Regions from separate parts of the Homo sapiens genome. Here region 2 is linked to region 1. A link is an interaction called in ENCODE POLR2A ChIA-PET data of the cell type or tissue named here. Cell type or tissue: GM12878. All regions are shown on one strand. Links, peaks and the distances in the headings refer to the core of each region. The heading gives the core; the rest is flanking DNA. Region 1 has its middle 37 kb from the start of ARHGAP15-AS1. Region 2 overlaps ARHGAP15 (Rho GTPase activating protein 15).

Evidence for each region. ChIA-PET counts read pairs that join two places held together with the same protein. Peaks named below come from ENCODE experiments on the same cell type or tissue, not always from the same donor. Only the 100,000 strongest peaks of a DNase experiment are listed, where the experiment ranks them.
Region 2: POLR2A ChIA-PET joins it to region 1 with 6 read pairs; 2 of 35 experiments call an interaction of 5 or more read pairs at or near these places.

Annotation. Positions count from the first base shown.
Region 1 is chr2:143,810,853-143,815,253 of GRCh38, reverse strand. No RefSeq gene overlaps it. Among named protein-coding and RNA genes, the nearest start is that of ARHGAP15-AS1, 37 kb to the right of the region's middle. In GM12878, for the core only: no CTCF peak of the experiment used is centred there; no DNase peak of the experiment used is centred there.
Region 2 is chr2:143,695,252-143,699,652 of GRCh38, reverse strand. The region is part of intron 12 of ARHGAP15 (Rho GTPase activating protein 15); the gene reads right to left. The region is part of intron 4 of ARHGAP15-AS1 (ARHGAP15 antisense RNA 1); the gene reads left to right. Among named protein-coding and RNA genes, the nearest start is that of ARHGAP15-AS1, 79 kb to the left of the region's middle. In GM12878, for the core only: no CTCF peak of the experiment used is centred there; no DNase peak of the experiment used is centred there; H3K27ac peaks cover 397 bases.

The DNA of each region.
Region 1 (4,401 bases), core at 103-4,102:
GGGCCAAGCCATCCTTTGAGCCATTTCCTTTCCAGGGCCTCTATTCGTGTTTGTTTTATTACTACTTCCTCTTTATTCAATGTCTTGATTTAACTAATAAGATATATAGGTGGCAAAATAGTAAACAAATATAAAATACATAATGACATTGTCTCTCCCCACCCCTAATTCCTTCTTTGCCAGAAAACACAGCATTTTGTCCCTCGTTCTAGAAATTTTCTTTGCCTCTTGCTTTTCATTTTTCTCTCTTCTAAAAAAACTTTTCTGGATGACTCCTTTCAATTCTTTAAGCTTTGTGTTTCATTTCTTTGACCACATGGTCCAAAGCTCCTGCTTCACCCAATTCCTTCTGACCTAGAACCACATTCCCCAGGCCTTTGGCCCTGGGACTGTCACCCTCTCTCTTCTTAGTCATCAAATGGCCCTTCCATTTTTCTTCTCTGCCTGTCTGATCAGTCTTTCAGTCACCCACCTACCTGCCCTCCAGAAACACTTCACTTCCTCCCCTTCTTCCGCCATGCTATGAATTCATTAACTGCTTGTCTACACTCACTTCAAGACAATGGTAGTAGAAGGGCAAGTTACAAAACTCTAATCTTGGAAATCACTATGAATTTCTATCATTTCCTATCGGCTTTGTTTTCCTCTTTTTGGTCTCAACTACCATTAGCTTGTGTGAGCACACTGACAGGTCTGGCAATATACGAAATGCTATACATGCATTATCTTATTGAATGTGTTCATTATTCCTTAAGAAAATAATGAGGGAACAATTACTCCCATTTTACAGATGAGGAAACATGTCTAGAGAAATTAAGTAGTTTGTCTAAGGTCTCATAACTTAGACTTGTGTGAGTAACTGAGGATGCATTCAGAAGTGGCCTGGCTAAGAGTTCAGCCACTGTGCCCTGCAGTCTCTCATGGCCTTTCTGTTCTCTGCCATCCCTTAAACTGATTCTCATCTGATTCTAGTAGTCTAGGTGACACCCTCCACCACCAGCCATAGCCATCACCAGGTTATGCTGCTTCCTAACTTACTGAGAACACGGAAGCTGCTCACATCTTCCTTTCCAATCGCCCTTCTTCTTCCCTTCCACACATCTGTGATCTACCTGTTTGTAATTAGTTATAAGCCAGAAGATCTAGGCTGTCTCCCTTATTCCTGAGCACATAGAGACCCAGAGAGAAGAAGCACTTGTCCAGGCTTCCGTGGTGGAGTAGAAGCTAAATGAGGACTAAAACACAGGCCTTGGATCCTCCGTGATCTTACTGCCCAGGGCTGCTTCCTAGAGGCTGCACTTTCAAATGGGCTCTTGGCCAAGATACCCTTTGTGTACTCCTTTGCCCTTCTCTTCCTTCTATCTTGCAGTCCCATAGTTTAATGAATGATTCCTTTTTCCATTGGTTCCTTCTCTCTGTTTACAGAAGTTTTTTTTTTTTTTTTTTTTCCTGAGATGGAGTTTCACTCTTGTCACTCAGGCCAGAGTGCAATGGTGCAATCTTGACTCACTGCAGCCTCCACCTCCTCGGTTCAAGCAGTTCTCCTGCCTCAGCCTCCTGAGTAGCTGGGATTACAGGTGGGTGCCACCATGCCTGGCTAATTTTTTTGTATTTTTTTTTTAATAGAGACGGGGTTTCGCCATGTTGGCCACGCTGGTATCGAACTCCTAGCCTCAGGAGACCCACCTGCCTATGCCTCCCAAATTGCTGGATTAAATGGGAGAGCCACCCCACCCAACCTGTTTACATAAGTTTTTATTTTCATTACCAAGAGATAAAAACAGAAAGCTCTCTCTTGTCTTTGCTCATTTTCTGCCTCTCTTTCTCCCTCTCTCGGTGCAAAATTTCATCAGTTAGTTGTTTCCATGCACTATGGTTTTTTTTTTTTTTTTTTTTTTTTTTTTTTTTTTTTTGAGGTGGAGTCTTGCTCTGTCGCCCAAGCTGGAGTGCAATGGTACGATCTCGGCTCACTGCAACCTCTGCTTCTTGGGTTAAAGCGATTCTTCTGCCTCAGCCTCCTGAGTAGCTGGGACTACAGGTGCATGCCACCATGCCCAGCTAATTTTTGTGTTTTTAGTAGAGACAGGGTTTCACCATATTGGCCAGGCTGGTCTCTAATTCCTGACCTTGTGATCCGTCTGCCTTGGCCTCCCAAAGTGCTGGGATTATAGGCGTGAGCCACCGCGGCCGGCCTCCATGCATTGCATTCTTTTTCACTCACTCATTCCTTCACGTCTTGCAATTTGACTTTCACACCAGCTTCCATATACCCTAGTTGAAACTCATTCTTAAAGATACAGTCTCTTTGTCAAATTCAGTCTCTACAGTTCAAAAAGTTTTCACAGCTGCAGCTGCTAGAAGCCCCTGCAGGTTTAAACTCAGATTCCTAACCTTAGGCAGAAATTTTTGGGTCTCTAGCCCCATGCTCTGAGACTATACAACTAGTTATCCATGTTGTCCTTTTTGCCTTGACTTTCTTCCAAATTCTTATATTGTCCAATTTCTGCCTCCCAGTTTTACTTCTTGTACTGGAATCTGTTTTGGAATCTGCCTAGAATCCCATATCATCTAGTTTCCTGGGGCATTGCCACTTTCACTAGAAAGCAGAATCCCACCCCTGCATTCCAGCCTGGCGACTGAGATTCTCCTAACCCCTGGTTGATGAATAACTGGGATGTGCCTCCACTAGCTCTACCTTTTTGAGTCTCTCATTATCACTTGCTCTTGGATTCTCCAGCAGATCACTTAATTCTGAAGAGTGCCAGCTACATCTCTGAACCACGCCAATGTTCTGTTGCTCTAGTAAACTTCCTCCCAGCAAATAGGTTTGTCCTCCTAGTGCTAGGGAGAGGTCAAATTCCAGATCCCAGTTTCTTCTAGATGGCTTATGCTAATGTGTTTAACTGGTCCATGCCTGGGCCTATCAATTGCAGACTTTATCAATTGCAGACTCTGTAAGCATTAAATCCTGCTGCTACTCCCACACTCTGGCCCCACCCATCTTTTCTCCCTCATTGCCTTGAATGACAACCCAATGTAAGTTCTCTTCCTGTGTTCCTGGTGGTGGTCTTATTTCTTTGGTTGTTCATAATATTCTCTCTTGTCTTTTTACTTTCTCTCATTTGGAATTCTCATTTATTCCTGTAACTTAGATATTTCACATGTCCAATACCACTAATGTCAATATGACTGCCAAGGGCTACACATACATTTACAACTCTCTACTCTTGAGCTTTTTAAAATAGATGTCCAAGAGACACATGCATATTAATTCACCCAATCAATCCACCATTTTCCAACACCATAAAAAACCAGTTTCTCTTGCTGTTTTCTCCCTACTATTCTAAAAACTACCATTTTTCTAGTTAAAATTTTGTGGTCATGATTGATTTTGCTGCTTTTTACATCCTATCAGTCACCACATCCAGTCACTTCCTTTTCATTGTCAATTGTATCTTGGCTTTCCTTTATTCTGGTTAAAGACTTCATACTCTCTTAGTTGAAAGCCACATTTTCTTGCATGGTTTCTCCTGGCTCTGAGTTATTCCTGTACCTGCTTTGACTCCATGTTCCATGTCACCATTGGACCAACCTTTCTAGAGTGGGGTTCTAATACATGATGTCTGCAAGAATTACTTTATAATATCTGGTTGCTATATGGATATTAGTTGTTCATCTTATTTTGTCACTGACTTGGTAAAGTATCTTTAAGTTCTCCTGATGCCTACTGAATAAAGACAAAATGTCACTGTCTAGCTTTTAAGATCCTCTGTAATATTTTCTAAGTTTGCCTTTCTAGATTTATTTTCTACTAATCCCAATGGATTACATTCTATCTAGCTGAAAGCCTTGCCATGTGTTGGACACATTCAATTTCTTTGGTGACTTGAACTCAGGTTCATGCCATTCTACCCCTCCTCCACCCAACCCCAGACTATCTCTGCCCCAGTGAGAGGGAAATAAGCTGAACAAATATCTAGCATTCTTTGGCAAAGGATGGCTATCATTAATTAAATTTTTAGGTTCAGCATTGGTCCATCTGCTAGTTTTGTACTTCTTTTTTGGGTCATGTTTGAACATTAAGTCGTAATCTTTCATCCACATGGATATCTTCAGAAGAATGAAAAGTAATACTATTGATCATGTAGCAGAGATAAAGGAGTTGGAGGGTTTCATTGATGACATACTAAATTTAAGCCAAGAGCATAAAGTAACAATTAAAAAGCTAGAAATATCTTAGGCTGCATAGATTGAAATTATCTTGTGAGAAATTACAATGCCCGGGCTCTTAGTATGGCTTGGACTATGCCAGGATATTATGTCTGGGTACCCATTTGAAGAGAATCATGGCAGAATGGAGTCTGCACAGAAAAGGATGGCCAGGATGGTGAAATACAGAAA
Region 2 (4,401 bases), core at 238-4,237, 120 kb after region 1:
ACAATTGCTATAGTAGCCCAACATTACACAACAACCTAAATACTTTGTGATAGGCTGAGAAATTGATGGTCTGATTGGTGAGCAGGTCAGTTATGTATAAGTATCCTTATGAAAAGTACATGTCGGTTTCCAAGTTTGCCTATAAGAAACATTCTACATGAAGAATATTTTATAGAAATATTTTTCTCTCTTTTTCCACTTTCACACATTCTTGGGGAATCAGACAATTGGATATTGGTGCATGCATATTTGTGGCCAAGTTATACTTAAGTGCTAAATGGGGAAGTGTACCATGGCTTAGAGAGAGCTGAAATATTAAGGAGGAACAATTTATTTTTCTTACAACATAATCAGAACAAAATCTTCTGAAAAGGTTATAGTAAAGCAGTGTTTTTTTTCATTCAAATCAATACCACACCCACTCTTCCATAGCTTGTAAAATCAGGAAATAACACAAACACTTCAAGTGGAGAAACATCTAAAAATACAATTGGATACATTAAAATCGAAATGACACCTTTTCAGATCTGGTTTATTGATGTGTCATATTAGGAATTGGAATCAGCATACATAATACAGGAGTGGTTAATGAGCTAAGATTCATAAACAGCTTACTAAAGATGTGTCAACTGTCTTCAATTGATTCAGTGAGCATCTGAAAGACAGCATTTTCTATTAATATTTCTCCTTCAGCATATGTTTTTCTCATTATGAAGCGCTGAAGGTTCTGAGAAGACTTTGAGATATCACTAACTTTTTACATTATGACTGGTGGGAGGAGGAAGGAACTTTTTGTACTCTTAGGCAAACTGTATGTGAAGAGACTTATACAAAATCTTTCCAGAAGTAATGAACTCCATAATTCTTTCCCTCTTTCATTTGCATTTACTCCTGCCCTTATTCTATTATGATTTATTTTTGCCTCTATTCCATGAAATACCTCCATTTTAGTTCTCCACCCATATCCAAATAGCCTCTTCAATCTCTAAGCTGTGAACCCACAATTGCACACACAACTTTTTATAGTGCTTCGTTTTTTTCCATCCAATAGTGATTCTCAACTGTTTCTTACTAATACCCATTCCTCACCAACCTGCCCCCATCTTCTCAAACTACATCAAACTCATTGTTGTAAACAAGTTTAAAAAATGATTCCATGCTGTTCAGAGAAGTAACACCTACGTGATGTGAAATAGCCTTTAATGTTATGATAAGAATGTGGCTTTATAGTTTTGAGGGCACATTTTTCAAAATATGGTTTATGATAGTTACACTTGCATTCATCTGCATGAAATGTTGTTACTAAAGCACGTTTACAACCCAATGCCTTTTAGAAAAGAGATAAGATAAAGCTGTATATGATGATGGAAAAAGTTCTGTACAGTGAAGAACCTTGGATCCAATGTCCCTGGACACTTTTCTGTCCTTATCATCCATGCCTTTATTGTTCTTATAGCTTCATGTTAAATCACATTTAAAAATAAATTCTGCTTTGTTATATAGGTCCACTCAGAGGAAGAAAAGACCAGTTTATCCCAGTAATCAATGTATAGGGAGTAATATTCATCTCATTTGTCTACAGTTCTTAAAGGACAACTGTATTCCTTTGTTTTAAAGAGGTCAGTGGTACCACAGCTGTTCTGCTTCTGAAAGTTATTCTGAAATGTCTAATGCACCCTGTATGAAAAACATGGTAGTCCCTATATGTCAGAGCTATATTTGGAAGAATAGCAGTTCTCTAGTTTCTATTCAATTTATAGTTTTTGTACTGTGGCCATTTCCGAATTTAGTTAGAGACTGTGCTTGCTTACAGGAGGAAGGAGTATCTCCAGAGATCATTTTATTTGTTTCAGCATGCCTTACAACTGGATACAAACCTCTGAGGATACACTTTTTAATGCCAAAACTTGAGTTGCCCATTGAGGAGTCATCTCAGGGATGACAACAATTGCTTGATAAATATCTTTGAGTAACTCATAGTTGCTTTAAGAGGAGATGCTCTGGGGGCAAATTCAAATCTCACAAATAGATACAAATATACACATGCTTCAAACTCACATTATAAATAAGAAAATCGGTATATCCAGTGACATACCACTTCTCAGGAATCTGGAAAAGACTGGGTTAGAATTTTTGCTATGCTGTATGATTTTGGGCAAGTTGCTTGAACTATTGATGCTTCTAGTTCTTTACTTGAAAATACAGAAAAATTATACATCTTATTGGATTTTCGTAGAATTAAATATTTCAGTGCACATAAATGTACACATAGTAAGTGATCATTTAAGTAAGTCCCCTGTAAGTCCTCTTCCCTTAAAACATATTTCTTTCTCATTGTCTTCTCTATCATCCCTGATACATAACTGCTCCTGGTTCAAGGTTGTTTCTGAAATCAAATGAAGTCATACTTTTACTATTTAGTATGCTTTCCTAAAAGTAGGAACAGGGTACAGTATGTTGTAGCTTTGTAAATATATGGAATGCTGTCAATTATCAGAGAATTTGGTTAAAATTCCTAAGTAGTTACAGTATATCATAAATAGAAGTGTCATTGCATCATAAACAAGGAAAAACCACCGCCTTGAGCGTAGCCCGTAGTTGGCAATTTGCAATTTTTCAAGGTTCTGTGCCCTTCTCCCCAAACCCCAGAAAAGCCATATTTATATTTAATTAAAAGGAAGGCAATGTCAAATACATTGTAAGTTTGGCTTTTGATGTTGACAAACTGTGTCAAAACAGTTCAACCTGAGAAGAGAGGTACATTACTTGCAGGAAAGACCAAGCAGGAACTGAATCTATCTGACTCAAATAAGACATTTCTTTCTCTAGGGAGGATCACCTGAGAGTTGGAACTGATCACCTCTTTTCTACACCAGATTTCCTTGTATTCACAGTTTCTCCTTCCAGGAGATATTCATGTTTTGGCTGTTTTTTTGAATAAACAAGCCCTCTTAGGAAGAATTTAAAAAATGGGAACAACTCTTTATAGTCAATAATTGTCAGTATCAAAAATTACTCTGGCCAATTAATTGGCATAAGTTTATGGATTTGTTAAATGAGGGAAGCTTCAACTCACTGGCCCCTTTAGCACTGTTTCCAGAACCATTTCTGGTCCTGGTCCCGAAGGAATTAGACCATGTACAGCATGCTCTTAGGAGGGATGTTAAGAATGATCTTCTAAAGGGTAATCTCTGTTTCCTTCTACCTCTATCCCTGCTCTCTAGCCATAAATTATTAAAAATAAAGGTATAATTTCTTAAGAAATTATATATATATTATATATCTATCTTATATATAAATAAGAAAACCCTATTTATTCAGGCCTGTGTGCAACCTGTGGCAGATACAAAGTTGGTTGCTATCTTTTCATTTTACAATCTGGAGGGGCAGATAAATTACAAAAGGTGTCATAATAGATGTTTAAATATAAGGCATGTCATTATGTAGGTGTCAGTGAAGTTTATGTCTTTCTTCTAACTGAAGGGATCATCTAAGATAATTGTGAAACTCAAAAAGCTTCTGAGATGTTACTCATTCCAAAATAATTCAGATGTGTAATTGATACAAATCAACGAGTGTAAAATTCTATTTAATCAATTTCTGGAAGTCTTCAAAATTATTATGCTTAACTTCTTGATACATTCACAAATACATTCAGGAAAGTAATAATATCTTTTCTTTCTCATGTGGCTGTATCTATCTATGTTATGATGCACTATGATCTCACATTGGGGCGAGTTTGGAAAATGTATTCAAGTCTTAGTCTTTAAGTAACTTTTTTTTTTTTTTGGTAGACAAGGTCTGTCCCTGTCACCCAGGCTGGAGTGCAGTGGCATGATCTCAGCTCACTGCAGCCTCCCAGGTTCAAGCAATTCTCCCACCTCAGCCTCCCAAGTAGCTGGGACTACAGGCACTCACTGCCATGTCTGGCTAGTTTTTGTATTTTTTGTAGAGGTGGGGTTTCACCGTGTTGCCCAGTCTGATCTTGAACCCCTGGGCTCAAGCGATCCACCCGCCTCAGCCTTCCAAAGTGTTGGGATACAGACATGAGCCACCATATCCTGCTTAAGTAACTTTTAATAAAGGGGATATTGCTTTGGTCCAATCAATTTTAGGATGATAACATTTCCTCAGACTAACCAATCTGAAACCAGTTCTTAAACCAAACTTGCACTCCTCAGTTTTGTAGTGATGCCTCTATTTGTCTGAATTGGAGCGTAAGGCAGTGGCTGACACTCCAGCAGCAATCTTCACAGGAAAAGCATGATCCTATTGTCCTTCCTAGAATTTCTTGCTCTTCAAAGTAATTTTGGAGGTGTCATGGTGGCCAAGTACATTTCTGTAACCTACAAAGATACTAATTCATCCTTAGGCGATAGTCTGTGCTGAGAAAATAAAGCT